Regions from separate parts of the Homo sapiens genome. Here region 2 is linked to region 1. Evidence: chromatin loops called from intact Hi-C (ENCODE). Cell type or tissue: PC-9. All regions are shown on one strand. Each heading gives the region's core, and the rest is flanking DNA. Links, peaks and the distances in the headings are about the cores only.

Evidence for each region. Hi-C counts contacts between places; a loop is a spot of excess contacts. Peaks named below come from ENCODE experiments on the same cell type or tissue, not always from the same donor. Only the 100,000 strongest peaks of a DNase experiment are listed, where the experiment ranks them.
Region 2: a loop joins it to region 1, with 9 times the contacts of the local background. A loop is called at or near these places in 3 of 110 quality-filtered maps.

The regions. Positions count from the first base shown.
Region 1 is chr9:109,553,784-109,558,176 of GRCh38, forward strand. No RefSeq gene overlaps it. Among named protein-coding and RNA genes, the nearest start is that of MIR3927, 44 kb to the left of the region's middle. In PC-9, for the core only: no CTCF peak of the experiment used is centred there; DNase peaks (open chromatin) are centred at 2,478 and 3,908; H3K4me3 peaks cover 281 bases; H3K27ac peaks cover 3,282 bases.
Region 2 is chr9:109,474,815-109,479,207 of GRCh38, forward strand. The region is part of intron 1 of PTPN3 (protein tyrosine phosphatase non-receptor type 3); the gene reads right to left. Among named protein-coding and RNA genes, the nearest start is that of PTPN3, 21 kb to the right of the region's middle. RefSeq lists a silencer at 755-1,049, an enhancer at 2,771-2,915 and a cis regulatory region at 2,836-2,849. In PC-9, for the core only: no CTCF peak of the experiment used is centred there; DNase peaks (open chromatin) are centred at 2,737 and 3,017; H3K4me3 peaks cover 2,160 bases; H3K27ac peaks cover 4,000 bases.

The DNA of each region.
Region 1 (4,393 bases), core at 211-4,210:
AATGGATGATGGGTGGATGGATGAATAGATGGATGTGATAGTGAACTTCAAGTTGTCATTTCAAATCTAGGTATTTGTTCAGTTAGAATGCATTTCCTCTTCTTCCTCTATTTTCTCCAATGACAAAATAATAAAATTTCTTCAAAAGAATGTAGGAAATGGGGTTACCTTCTTCTCCGCATAGAATAATACACTCATTGAGCTGTAGAGGAAACATAATTTCACCTGTTTCAGTCCCCAGCCTCTGACCTGTCAATCTTATTCCTAGCTCATATTAATAATATTCCAGTTGCTAGAAGGAACTCCTTATACTGAACCCAAGCCTATTGCCCTGACGTTTCTGCCTTTGAGTCCAGTTTTTGGCTTTTTGAACCAATACTGATGACTAATCCCTGTTTCACAGAGTAGATTTTAACATATGGGATCATGGCTTGCATTGCTCAAGGCTCTACTGCAAGTGACAGAAAACCCAGTTCAAACCAGGTAAATAAAAACAGACACTTATTACCTCCTGTAAGCCAATGGCTGAATGGTGACAGTGCCATCTCCACAGTTGACTGGACCCAAGCACTCCATCTCAGCTTGCCTTCTGGATGGATGTTTGCTCCATTAGTTCTAGCTCTTCTGAATGGCTGGGATTATGAGTACCCATTTTCTCTGCAAACAGCTTTTTTTTTTTTGATGTGGAGTCTCAACTCTGTCGCCTAGATTGGAGTGCAGTGGCACAATCTCAGCTCACTGCAATCTCTGCCTACTGGGTTCAAGTGATTCTCCTGCCTCAGCCTCTCAAGTAGCTGGAATTACAGGTGTGCACCATCATGCCCAGCTCATTTTTTTTTTCTTAAATTTTTACTAGAGATGGGGTTTCACTCTATTGGCCAGGCTGGTCTCGAACTCCTGGCCTCAAGTGATCCACCCACCTCAGCCTCCCAAAATGCTGGGATTATAGGCATGAGCCACCATGGCCTGCCTTGCAAACATATCTTTTAACTCACAATCCGAAAGGATATAGACAAAAATATCAGGGAAGGGCTTTGATTGGTCTCATTCAGGTCATGTGTCTGTGCCTGTAGCTGGAGGTCAGAGTACTGCAGTTGAGAGCCCCATCAGAATCCCAAGGAATGGGAAGGTGCATGTCCTCTACAAAGCAGGAGAGTCAGTTACCAAAATAAGGACACAAAAGATTCTGGTTAGACCCAAATAGGACATCTTCCATAGCCAGAATTTCCCTTATCTTCATGCTTCAAGTTTATTAAAACATGGGATTAGAGTGGGGCACAGACATTTACTATCCTAGTTTCTCCTTGGATGTGCTCAAATTTGTCAATATCCCTCTCCAAATGTGACCCTCTACTCTGAACATAATCTGCTGTTCCTCAAGTGGTCTGATATGTGCAGCGCATAACAGACCCATTGCTGTCCTTGTTCTCAACGTGGCTGTCACAGTGTTAGGCCCAGAGTAGGTGTCCAATAAATAGTGAATGAATAAAAGGATAAACGTGATTCTCAGGCCAATCCTGCCTAAACACTTCTCCCAAAGGCAGATAAGGAGGCCCTTGTGAGATCAATAATATACAGCAGAGGAGATGCGACCAGCTGCACTGAGAATGTGGGAGTACTGTGGGAGGCTGCAGCTGGCATATCTCACCGGGTGTGCCTGGTATGACTGCTTCCAGGGAGTACTCTGCCCTCCTTAAACTTTTGGTTCATTGGAATAAACTGTTCCTCCCTAAAGGCAGCAACATTGGAAGATGAAGATATTTGTGAAACAAAATTAAAAAAATACATATCCTTTTCTTGTCTAGGACTTTGGTTGCAAGTGACAGAAAACCCCAAATGACACTAAACTAAATATGATAGATTATTTATCATTTAAACAAAGTTCAGAGGTAAGAAATCAAGGCTGGAATGGCAGCTCCACAATCACTGGGGAGCCAGGTTTGCTCTTTCTTGTTTCTCCCATCTTGTTGGCCCATCCAAGGTGATGGCATAAGTTCTGACCATCATGCTAACATCCTTTTTAATAGAAAACTCAGTTCACACCAGATAAATAAAAGGGATAAAAGAAGGAAGGGGGTGAAGACATGTTCCAGTGGTCTTTTAATATTTCCAGACAGCTTCACAATGCTCTCATTTACATTTCACAGCTGAAACTTAGCTTTAGGTAAGAGGGAGGCTGAGGAGTGTGGTTGTTATTCCAAGCAGTTTAGTGCTCTGCTAAAGCTGGAATCTCTATTACTATGCAAGAGACAGGAAATGGATATTGGCCTAGGCAACTAAGATCTCTGTCAATGATGCCAGAAAGAAAAAGGCAATTTAAAAGTGTAAAGGCAAAGGTGGGAAAACAGACATATCCTGTTGTGGTCTGTGTTACATTCCTGGTAGGGGTTTTGTGAAAGAAGGCTTCAGTTCATCAGTCACGCTCCTGCCCAAGGCATCGTCTACAAAGTTAACCTGATCAGATCCAGGATATGATCTTGGTTTCCTATAAGCGAGACTCCCCAGCATGGTATGCAAGGCATTCTGTGCCTGTCCCAGTTCTACCTCCCTAGCTTTAGCAATCGCCACTCTCCTGTACTACAGCCACACCCAGCTCCTTGTCATTTCAAAACATGCTCAGGCCAGTTGTTTCTCTGTATATATACAGGCAGTTCCTGGTGCCTGGAATGCACTTTCCTCCCCTATTTGAACCCAAATTCCCCAGCATCGAGTTTGCAAATTGAAATTTTTCTTATCAACTTGTAGGGGTTCTTTTTATAGTTAATAGAATAGTTATGATTATAGGCTATCAATATGTGGCTCTTCAGCAAACGTTTACAAATACCTTTTCTTTCAGTCTGCCTTTCTTCCAAAATATTTTCCTCATCCTGCTGCTCTTTCTACAGACTCTTGGTCTGCTTTTCAGGCAGGAAAAGGGTCCCTAATGCCTACTCCTTTTGGTTCCAATGGCTTAAAGCATGTGCCAACTTCCTAGTTAGTGAGAAAAGGACTAGAGTCACATGGAAAGAAATCCTTCCTTCAGAGGATGTGTCCACTGAAAACCTGTCTGAGTCTGATACGGAAGAGGCAAACCTAGAGGAAAGGAAAAGAGAAGATAACTATCAGGATCCCTTGACTGGCTGGTCATTGCAGCCTGCAGCCTGGAATTGCCTGCTCAACGCTGGGTTAGGAAGAACTTTGGCATCTTGACTTCCACTTTATCATGGGCCATCTGGCTAGAAAGCAGCCAAAAGCAGAGACAGCATCCTTTCTCCATACCTGGACAGCATTGGGGATTGTGGCTGTGAAGGCAGAGGCGACCCAGCCTAAATGCCTTCTACATGGAAGACCAGCAGGCCATGTGCTGGGCAAATCCTTTCAGCAGTTTATTTGTAGAAAGGAACCACATGATAGCTGATCAGAGAATGAGGGTGCTTTTCCAGACATAAGATTTGAGTGTAGAGAGGCCAAAAGGAATGCAAGGCCTTAGGAAAACTTGACCTTTGTCAGCCTCTGCAACCCCAGAAGCTAGTAGAGGTCTTGTTTCCAGGGACAATTAGCCACAGCACAGCATGGGGCCCAAGAGGGCACTGATTCCTGAGAAACATCAGCCATGTCCAGGCTGAGACTGAGAAGACCTGCCCCTCGTCTGGGGACCTCACTCATGGCAGTTCTCCTGCTGGATAGCCAGTATGTGCGCAGGGAGGCCCAAGCCCACACAATCACGTTCTTAGCATGCAAATCTCATTCTTTACTTGTGTGTAGTGGCGAGGGTTGCAGTCACACTCTTGGAAACTGGAGAGAGCTGGAAGCAAGGAAAGAAAGACAAGTCAGAGTAAGCAGCCCTGAAATGCATGTGGCGCTATTTTAGTGAATGGATTGGGTAAGGAGAGGGCAGTGAGTCGAGGCAGTGGCCCAGTTCCTTGCCCAAGTGTATGAACAACAAGCTTCAGACTACAAGGCTGTTCCAGAAAATTTGCCCTAAGGGTGGAAATGTTTTAAGTCTGCATGTTCTGACGTGGTGGCCACTAGCTACTTATGGCTCTTGAGCACCTGGAACGTGATTATGACAATAAGGAAGTGTATTTTAAATTTTACTTAATGTTAATTAATTTAGACTTAAATATAAATAGCTACTGTAGTGGCTAGGGGCTGCCATACTGGACAGCAAAGTACCAGAGAACAGGGGGCAGGAATTTGGGCTTTAGAGTAAGACAGAGAGTCTTGCCTTCCTCCCTGGCTACCCCTGTGAGCTCAGATAAGCCATTAGACCTCTTTGTGCTTTAGTTTTCTCTTATTTAAAACAGGGCTGATGGTACCAGCCTCCTTGCCCTAGTGCCTGCAGGTAGAAATGCCCAACAGAAGATTGGCTTCTATTTGCAGACACCTATTCAAATTCCTATGCACTCAACAA
Region 2 (4,393 bases), core at 267-4,266, 79 kb before region 1:
CAGACAGCTGTGGGGGGACCTCAGCTTCATCACTTACTGAGATTAACTTCGGAGAGACTGCTTACCCTCTCTGAGACTCAGTTTCCCTACCTATAAAAGAGGAAGGATTTCCCTAAGGTTGTTTTAATCACTGGAGATAATGTGTATGCAAATTAACTTGCACCTAGCTACTATAATTAGACTGATTTTTTTAGGTCCCAAAGGTTCAATGGGTAGAAGATGAAAGAAACACATTTCTCTTCAACAGACGAAGGAGCTTTTAAACAGTTAAACCTGCACAAATATGGAAGGAAGTGCCCTGTAAGAGAGTGAGCTCCTCATCACTAGAGGTAATCAAGCAGAGAAGCTGGATGAGACCCTTGGTGAGAAGGCCTCAGAGGGCAGACTGACAGTGAAGAGTGGGATAGATGAACTCTGGGCTTTCAGGACTTCTGTTTCAACAATTCCAAGGTTAAGTTTCTGTACATGTAAGCCTCAATGTGGTATTGTTCAAAACTGAATTTCCTTTCATGTATACTTTCTCATCGGAAATAATTCTAAATGAATACCTCATTCTTGGAAAAAACTGAAATGGCCCATCAAACCGTGAAATAGGAGATGAGGGACTATAACAAGCAAAAATATGTAAAGCTCACAAAATAGACAATGGAATATGTTTTACATTTAGCTGTTTCTACCTAAAATTAAGCTACTGATCTCATTTCATTTTCCCTCCGAGTAGTTCCACTAGGCCCCAGACAGACTGGAAATCAGGATGGAATACATTTACTCCACAGGGACATGAATCAAGTTGCATAAACCTTACAAAAATACTCTGCTAATATTTGCTCTCAGGCACAGACACGCCCATTTGGGTGTCAGTCCACGATATTTCTATCTTAGGCTCTGGCCCCCACCCCTTTACAGCCAAAAGCAGCAGAAGCCTTCAGAAAAGAAAACAGCTAAAGTCACTTTGAAAGGTTTGAGATGTGCTAATCACAGTGCATACCAGCCAAGAAGCTGGAATCTCACAACCGGACCATCCTGCCAGCCTCTGTTCCCGCCAAGGAGTCTGAAGCCAGTGGTAGTCCGGCCAGAGAAACCCAATCCTCACCACCAGTGTCCCTCGCCATAATTTTATCTCAAGGAAACAGAGAAAAATACTCTCCACTTACCCCCACGAAGCATCATCTTATTTGTCTCTGATCAGCCAGGTGACTCGCGAAGTCACTAACTCACTTTTCTCTGGCTCGGTTTCCCAGGTTAGAGCCCTCTAAAGCTTTTTCCAGCTTTAAAATCCTCTGCCTGTAAGGTTTTAATCCAGGGGGCCATCTCAGGTTATATTAGGTTCGGTAACCCTGCTGGTTGCCAGTGTGCCCCTAGAAACCATAAAATATTTTTATGCAGCCTATTCAGATTTCCAGGGCTTTGTACCCTGATAAAATGGGGTCAGCAAATTAATGAAACTCTTTAAAAAGACTTCTAAAAGGCATGCCAAAATGCAAATCAGGAGAACAACATTTAGGAACAAATGAATGAAATGTATATGTTTATCAAAATAACAAGTTGTAAACCTTAAAAAAAAAAACAGTAAAAAGTAAACAAAAGGAATGTATAATTGCTACTAAAAAATAAAAGGTAAAGAAAAAAAGGAAATAATATATGTCATTGCTGCTGTTGATGCATTTATCTGTACTGAGGCCTTCCACATGCTGGGAGCTGAGAATACAGAGATAAAGACAACCCTCTCACTGATTTCAAGAGTGGTCCGTGACTGGACCAAGAAGATCTTTGCTTGGGAGTACTCTGGGACAGGAGGGGTCTTGCCAGGCCAGAGTCCACTGGAGGTTTGAAGGAATAGCCAGACCTGGGTTCTAGTCTCTGCTCTGCCACTCCCAAGTGGACATGAACCTGAACAAATTAATGTTTTGTCTTAGTTTCCTCCCCTGTGAATAACTATAGGGAGCAGAGATTTCATTCTTAACGCAGCACAGGGCCTGGCCCGCCACAGCCACTCAACACCAGCTCTGTGAATGCTGCCTATGCATTCTTGCCCTTCCCACCTGCCTTCTTTCTCAGTCCCTGGGCCATTCCCTTTCCTGTTTCTGGGCTTCCTGTGCTACAGGGCTTCAGCGATTTCCAAGTATTTTTACACCCCTCACTCCTGACTGATTGATTTTGACTGGGCCTGGAAGGTAGCACTGCTGTTAACCATTTTACAAGATTGGGAGACTCGACTCAGAACCACGCACAGGTCACACAGGCAGACTTCAAACAAGGTGATGATCCCAAGCTCAGGTGGGGGCATCACACACCACCCACTCTGAGTCCACTGATCCACGTGACTGGGAGGCAGACGAATTACAGGTGATTCACTGGAGGTGGTAAACGGAGCCCCACACTTAGTCACTATTGTCTCTGTAACTTACTAAATAAGGTATGTTCTTACCCTTTTGAGATAATCTTTTATAAACACTCCCCGAGGCTCTCATGTTGGTAAATTTCCTCTTACAAGGGAAATGGCCCAGAAAACCTTCTTGCCCCCTAATTAACTCTGCAACATTAGAAACTTGAGTAATGATCTGGGTATTTATCACCATATTACCTCTGCTCTAAGATGACACACCTGATGTAACAGGTGTTTCAGCAAAGTTATTTTAAAGAAACAGTACATCCAAGGTACCCTGTGACTGTGAAGGTCACGGTGATTTCAGAAGCATTAAAGTGTGGCCAACGCACCTTTCAGAATTGAGGAAATGTAGTAAATGACTTCCTCCCACTTTTGCAAAAGGCCTGGACTGGAGTGTGTCACATGATGTCTAAAGGCCCTTCCAGCCTCACAGGCAGCCGTCCCTGGGTTAATTATTAGCAGCAGCGGGAGGGCAGAAACAGGCCATCTCATTTCCTGAGGCCAGGCTCTGGGTTTGGCCTGGGGCCGCTCCTACCTGATGACCAGCTCTCCTTCCGGACCTCAGTGAGGTGGCCAGCCCTGGCCCCAGTCAGTCTCTCCTCCCACTGCACCTGCCTCCAGGGATCTCGGAACTGCCAGGACTCCTTCCGGCCCATGGGAAGCTGAGCTTCTCAGCAAACTAGAGCTCCATAAGACTCTTGCTCACTCACCTTTCGGGGCACATGCACTGGCTCTGAGCCAAGGATCTCATGAGGACAGTCATGGGGCAGGAGTAACTGATAAACAAGGGGGCGGCAACCTGGGTGTAGCAGGGGCCTGGATCTCTGGAGGATCCAGGACAGCCTCACGGTGTCTGAACCCTGAGCTTCTTTCAACCTGCCAGGAGAGAGGCTCAGGTAGCAAGAAATAACCCTGGGTGGCTGTGAAAAAGGGGGATCTGACCACAGATGGTAGTGAACCTTGGAGGGGAAGGAGAGGGCGGCTCAGACCAGTGGCTACAAAGGGCGTGGACTCTGATGTGCTCAGGTTGAACAAAACAAGCCAACCAACAATTTTGTTTGTGTTTTTTAAAAAGTTGAACTTGTAATGTCTATGCAATCATATATTCCACTCTTTCTCATGATCACTATCCAACATTCGTCCAGGTATTTCAAACACTTCCCTGACCCCTTCTGTTATGACTCTACGATATTCCACCACGTGGGTGTACATAACTGTGGCTGGGTGTTCAGATGACTTCTCACTAGCAGAGCTCAGATGTCAGAAAGAATCCACAGTAAACCCAGAAAAGGAAGAGGAAGCATGTGACCAAGGACAGGCACCAATGCCAAGGAAGTGGGGGTCCCGAAGAGCCCTGAGTTAGGGCAAAAACACCAAAGAAAGGAGGAACGAGATGACAGACAGGGGCTGGGCCACCACCTAGAGGAGGATGGCTAAACATGAGCAAGGTAACTGATGATGATTTGCGCAAAATCGCCAAGTTAACTGTGTTCTGTCTTTTCTACCAGGTAGAACAATCTTTTACAATGGAAAAGATGAAATTAAAGGGGATGGGAAGCCATTCCCTGAGCAACTCCCATGACCCAGGAGAGAGCCCACACTCACCATCTTACTGGACTCTCACATCAAAAGAGGGGACCAGGCTTCGCCCATGAGGTTACCACATGTGTTTCTGAGGTGACCCAGCGGCAGGGCAGAATCCAAACCGGTGGCTCCTGCCAAAGACGTGCTCCTCCCACTACCTCTTCTGGTCTTTTCTTTTTCTTTTCTTTTTTTCTGTTCTTTTAAATCTCCGGTAAACAAGCGTTTTTTTTTTTTTTAATTGTAAAATATATAGGACCTAACGCTTGCCATTTTAGCCATTTTTAAGTGTACAATTCAGTGGCTTTAATTATATTCACAATGTTGTGCAAACATTACCACTATTTCCAGAAATTTTTCATCATCCCAAACAGAAACTCTGTACCCATTAGGCAATAACTCCCCATTCACCCCTCCTCCAAC